Regions from separate parts of the Homo sapiens genome. Here region 2 is linked to region 1. Evidence: chromatin loops called from intact Hi-C (ENCODE). Cell type or tissue: ascending aorta. All regions are shown on one strand. Each heading gives the region's core, and the rest is flanking DNA. Links, peaks and the distances in the headings are about the cores only.

What was found. Peaks named below come from ENCODE experiments on the same cell type or tissue, not always from the same donor. Only the 100,000 strongest peaks of a DNase experiment are listed, where the experiment ranks them.
Region 2: a loop joins it to region 1, with 2.4 times the contacts of the local background. A loop is called at or near these places in 1 of 110 quality-filtered maps.

What each region holds. Positions count from the first base shown.
Region 1 is chr9:4,292,519-4,295,321 of GRCh38, forward strand. The region is part of intron 1 of GLIS3 (GLIS family zinc finger 3); the gene reads right to left. Among named protein-coding and RNA genes, the nearest start is that of GLIS3-AS2, 5.4 kb to the right of the region's middle. In ascending aorta, for the core only: no CTCF peak of the experiment used is centred there; a DNase peak (open chromatin) is centred at 1,233; H3K27ac peaks cover 2,043 bases.
Region 2 is chr9:4,206,494-4,209,296 of GRCh38, forward strand. The region is part of intron 2 of GLIS3 (GLIS family zinc finger 3); the gene reads right to left. Among named protein-coding and RNA genes, the nearest start is that of GLIS3-AS2, 91 kb to the right of the region's middle. In ascending aorta, for the core only: no CTCF peak of the experiment used is centred there; a DNase peak (open chromatin) is centred at 1,568; H3K27ac peaks cover 2,096 bases.

The DNA of each region.
Region 1 (2,803 bases), core at 187-2,686:
ATAACAAAATATAGCTAGAATGAAGAACAGAAAAGATCTAAGGGTTTGACATTTTTGGCTTTATAAAACGTAAGGATTCAATGATACAAAGCTTCATTCCTACCACTGCTATCTTTCACTGTGCAGTAAGTATCAATTGATCAATTGTGCTCAATAAGTAATAACTGATCAACCAACTGACAGAATAAGGATCAAAATTACCGAAAATTTTGGATCTTTTTCATTGCAGGGGATAGGTAACTTCCCTGGAATAAAACTCCCCTCTTACACTGCTAAAGTGGGTAAAGTTTAAATTAACACACAATGTCTTTGAGAACTGAGTCTTTCAAAATGTGTTCTTAATATGAGTTAGCCATCAGATTCTGAAAAGAGGAATTTGAAATGGAAAAATGAACACATTCCTGATGATGTCACTGCTGAATTAATTACCTGAACTGCAAACACTGAATAGCACATGGCCAGGGTTTGAGACACAAAGGCTTCTTCTTCAGAAGTATAGAAGTAAAATAACTGGCTGGAGATGTTTCTTTCAAGAAAAACAAACAAACAAACAAAAAACAAGCCCATCCTCACACAAGAGGGTACATAAGGAATAAAATGTGGCAAATGAAAAGAGCATTCATTATCCTTTAGTCTGTGTAACTAAACACTTAGTCCATATGACTAAGTATTTGCAAGGCTAAAAAATCACAATCCTTCAAAAAGGGTAACAAACATCTACCTATGGAAGATTCTAGAAATAAAATTTATCACTCAAACCAAATATTCAGGCATCTTATTGTGTCCCCATCACACATGTAACTGAGTGATATTTTTCCTTCAGCATAGTTATTGCTTAAAAGTGACCGATGTAACTATTTCTGGCTGTTGGTAGACAGCAGTTTTACAGAAGTTAAATTATGTTCACTGACATCACTGCGGAAGTATGAACATCCACAACAATGACTAGGCCCTTAACCAACATGACAACATATTTATTAAAAAGATTTTTTGAAAACCTCTGTGAATGACTCAGCCAAGTTACAGACAGAAGTGGAATCTATCGGTCATGCTGAAAAGGTTGGGAAAACATTAATCCATTTCTTCACACACAAGAATAACAAAACTTCGTAACTAGCCCTGGCATCTGGTTGGTTTTCTGTGTACAATATTCAGCAGGCCTACAAAAGAAATTTGATGGAGCTGGCTTAGAACTTTAGAAATCACTGGTATTCAGAAAGTCTGATCTCTTTATCATGGAGCATAGGACAGGATCTGATCTTGCATTGTGACGCTATCTGCCCATCTGCAGTTGAGCAAGTCTTGCTGCTCCTGAAGGAATGTGCAGTCATTCTTGTTCCTGGCTTTGAAGAGATCATGTCAGACAAGGGTGGCCCCACCAGCTTTCCTTGACTCAAGTCTGCCCTCAGCTACTGAGAACCTCATAATTCAAGTTTTACAAATTCCTTTTCTTCCCAAAGTGGAACATGATTGGATCTTTGTTTCTGTTAATTCTACAAACCGCCTTAGAGTCCAGCTCGATGGTCTTTTCCCTCCTCCTTTATTTTGTTCTCTTTTCCCCCAAATCCAGATCCTACTTATCCTCTAAGCCCACCCCAAACACCCACTTTAGGCCCTCCTTGATCCTTTTTTAGTCTCTATAAATCTGACCTGTAAAAATGGGGATAATGATGCTACTGTGCATAGTTCATAATATTACAGAATAATGGGCCAGGTGCGGTGGCTCACGCCTGTAATCCCAGTACTTTGGGAGGCCAAGGTGGGTGGATCACCTGAGGTCAGGAGTTCGAGACCAGTCTGACTAACACAGTGAAACCCCCATCTCTACTAAAAATACAAAATTAGCCAGGCATGGTGGCACATGCCTGTAATCCCAACTACTTGGGAGGCTGAGGCAGGAGAATCACTTGAACCCAGGAGGGGGAGGTTGCAGTAAGCCAAGATCACACCATTGCTTTCCAGCCTGGGCAGCAAGAGCGAAATTATGTCTCAAAAAAAAAAAAAATTACAGAATAATAAATGAGAATCCACATCACATGCTTAGCACACTGTTCAGCACACAAAAGGACCCAATAAATGTTATTTTACTCTACACACCTCTCTTTCAACATTCATAACTTTCTACACTACATTACAGTTATTTGCCTGTGTTTCACTTTCCTGTCTAAATTCTAATTTTATTAAGTTTTGGGGTCATAGCTAATTTATCTTTGAACTTTCCCCAGCCCTTACATGTACACAGATTGTTTTACACCTATATATATTTTTCACAGTACATTTATCATATAGTTATGCTACATCTATATATTCACATACATTTATTCTATTTATATTGTTCATTCTGTACTGCTCATACTGAAAAACATGGTGTAAGTGAAATATACAATTATAACCCACATCTATAATTTACTGCCTGAATAAATACAATATAAGTGAGGTGTGACCATAATCATGAATCCCATGGCTTATGGAACCAGTTTAATTACAGTTGCATGTTTCCTAGTCTTTTCCTTTCTCTACTAGGAAAAAGTGGCACAGAAATTCTATTCCATTCTTCTGGGTAGGCATGTTATTCTTGCCTTTATCTTGGCCTACTGGTGAACAATGAAAAATCCCAGCTAAAAGTTGCAAATGAACAGTTCAATACTGAAACCAGGCACTTACTTTTTTTTTTATTATGGGGGTTGCTGGCCCTCACGAAAGGACGGTGAAATACACTCTGGGTTGCCTTAGTGGAAGGAACGCCTCTGAATTTTCCTGCTTCCTACACTGGTGTCACATTAGACATTTCACTTGTGTCTGT
Region 2 (2,803 bases), core at 144-2,643, 86 kb before region 1:
ATGAACTGCTTTGGAAAATCCCACACAGCCTATGTGCAGTGGACATTTAAATAAACTACAATATTCCCTGATCTCTGAGGTCAATGAAACAAGAGAATACTTTATAATCTCTCCCAAAGCATGTTGCTGAACTGGAAGAACTCTAGGCCTCACACCTTAAATTCTCAGGTCTAATAAGGGGTGTGAACCATCCATAAATGAAATGATATACTGGTGAAAAATGCAGAATTGTGGTAACGGTTTGAATGAAAATCTTTGATAGATCGAAACTCTGCATCAGTTTACCAAGAGCTGAACTGTTTAACTGTTTATTGAAATGCGACCTGTCAAATCTGAGTACAACTGAGAGATTAACATAGTTTTCACAATTCAGTGTAGATACTTGGCATATCGCGCTGGGAGGAAGGGGGGAGGACGAAGTCCATGATACTGACAAACAACAACTGCTTAATATCCTTATTTGGACATTCGTACTCACTGACGCCAAATACATATTTTGTAGAGCCAGAGGGGATGGAAGCCAACAAAGACAACTTGCCCTTTTAAAATAACAGAATCCCTAGACCAGAGGGCCCCTACAAAGGCAACACATTCATCCCTACCTCTGGGCTACACTTCCCAATCCATAATGGTATGTGGAGAATAATCCATAACATCTTTCATAACCCAGTCCAATTTTATCATCCAACCCCACCTCCCCTCCCGACACAGAGCAGCCACATGCTGAAGCTGCCCCCTTCGTCCCCACACTATGCAGAGGGAAGGTGGACTCTGCCAGCCCCACTAAACTTAAGGATGCACACAAAATATTTACAACAGCCAGCATGACAAGAGGAGCACTCTTAACTTAGGAATTTCCATTCAGCCCAAGGCAAATAATCGCTGGTGATTTATGCTCCTCCACTGGATGGAAAAGAAACATTTGCAGGATTAAAATGTGTATTTTTTTCATTATGCCTTTACCTCAAAATGATGCTTATGGAGCAATTTAGAGACAGGTTACAAATCTGGGAGGATTCATAATTATTCCTGCTTAAAGTTAATAATAACAGCTAAACAAATAGCTAACATGTTACTACGTGCCTTACACATAGTAAGATCTTCACAGACATTATTGCCTTTAATCTCCACAGCCCATACTATGTGTGACATAAGCATAATCGTACTCATTGTGCCTGCATCGCAGATGAGAAAAAAGCAGGAGAGAGAGGATATACTGGTTGCCCAAAGCCACACAGCTCATGAGTAGCAGATGGGGAACCCAGAACAGGCAGCCTGGCCCTGGGCTTGCATCCTTAACCATTACACCTCACTTCCTCCAAACAGGTATGAGGCAAAAAAGCAAAGGGAATGATCTTTTTAAGATCACTTTTGGGTCACTGATTCTATAATTCTAACTTCGCTTTCTTTATCTGGCTAAAATACTTCCACTTCAGCTGCCCCAAAAATGCTATATGTCCCTGGAACCACGTTGGGGGTAGCGGTGTGCTTTAAACAGCACAGTTAGTGTGTGTGACTCAATAACCATTCTGTACACCACCAGGAAAGTGACTTTTATACCACTAACGTCACATTAACCTCTTTGCCTGCCAAGAGCAGGCCTAACCAGGCCTGCAGTTTTCATTTGAGTTCAGTCCCCTGGGAGAAAAGCTTTTATTTGACAAAGCAGATTCTTGCCACACATGAGTAATCTAAGAAACTGATTTCTAAAATATGGCTTCTTTATACGACAACAAGTAGACATTCTCCCCAAGTTAAATGACAAAGGAGATCTGATAATTAAGCGGCTTGGGCATGGGGGATGGAGAGGACTCCTGTTTTAAATCTCGAGACTGCAATGGCCACAAACAAGTTCTGATCTTCAGTGGGCACATCTCCCTGCAGCTCAGCCTGACGTCAATGGCAAGGGGACTGAGCAAGGATCATGCCTCTGAACAGCTTCCAGAGAGTGGTCTTAAGAATATAAAGTCATGCTAAGTTGCTCAACATGGTGTAACATGAGTGTCTGAAAACAAGTGCTCTCTTCTGCCATTGCTGGAGTGGGCAGGATTGGAAGAGCCATTTCTTCTGAAGGCCCGTTTGGGAGAGGGGATTTTACAATTTAACCATGTCCTGTGCTCTCTGTAAAGTGTGACTGAAATTGTCTGTTAGGGAATAGTATGTTCCGCACTTGGGTAGAGAATAATTTGAAAAACCCTGGATGGTTGCTAGCGTTTAAAGAGTCTAACTCTGTGTGACAAAGATAGGTGTCCAGTTTTGCCCAAAGCCTTATGCCACCCTCTAAATGCCTGGAGATGGAACTCAATGGGTGGCTGGCTCTTGGTGACACCAGTGACCAACACCTTGTGTGCCCTTCAGAGGAGGTGAATCTGTGGCTAGAAAGCCTCCAGCTTTCATGATATTCCTTTCCATAATAAAGGCTGTCTGGATGGGAGGAGGTCTGGATCCCCAGCTTCTCTGATGGTGCACTTCTTCATAAAGCACTCTTGAGAACACTTCCCATAAATGTACATTTTCACATAAAGTTGCATCCATGCTACTGCTCATGCCAGGTGTATCATAAGATATATATAAAAGTGTCATTTTAAAAGATGACATATAAATTACGTAAGTCCTAAGATTTTCTTCCTGCATCAAAATGGACGCTCATGCACCACTCTGGAGACCCCCTGATCTAACCCAACCCCCTCATCTTATAAATGAAGATGCTCACTCAAAGACGTAAAATTACCCTGAGTTCATCTAGAACCCACACATCCTGACCCATACACTGGTGCTCCTTCCTGAAGATTTTCAACAGGTG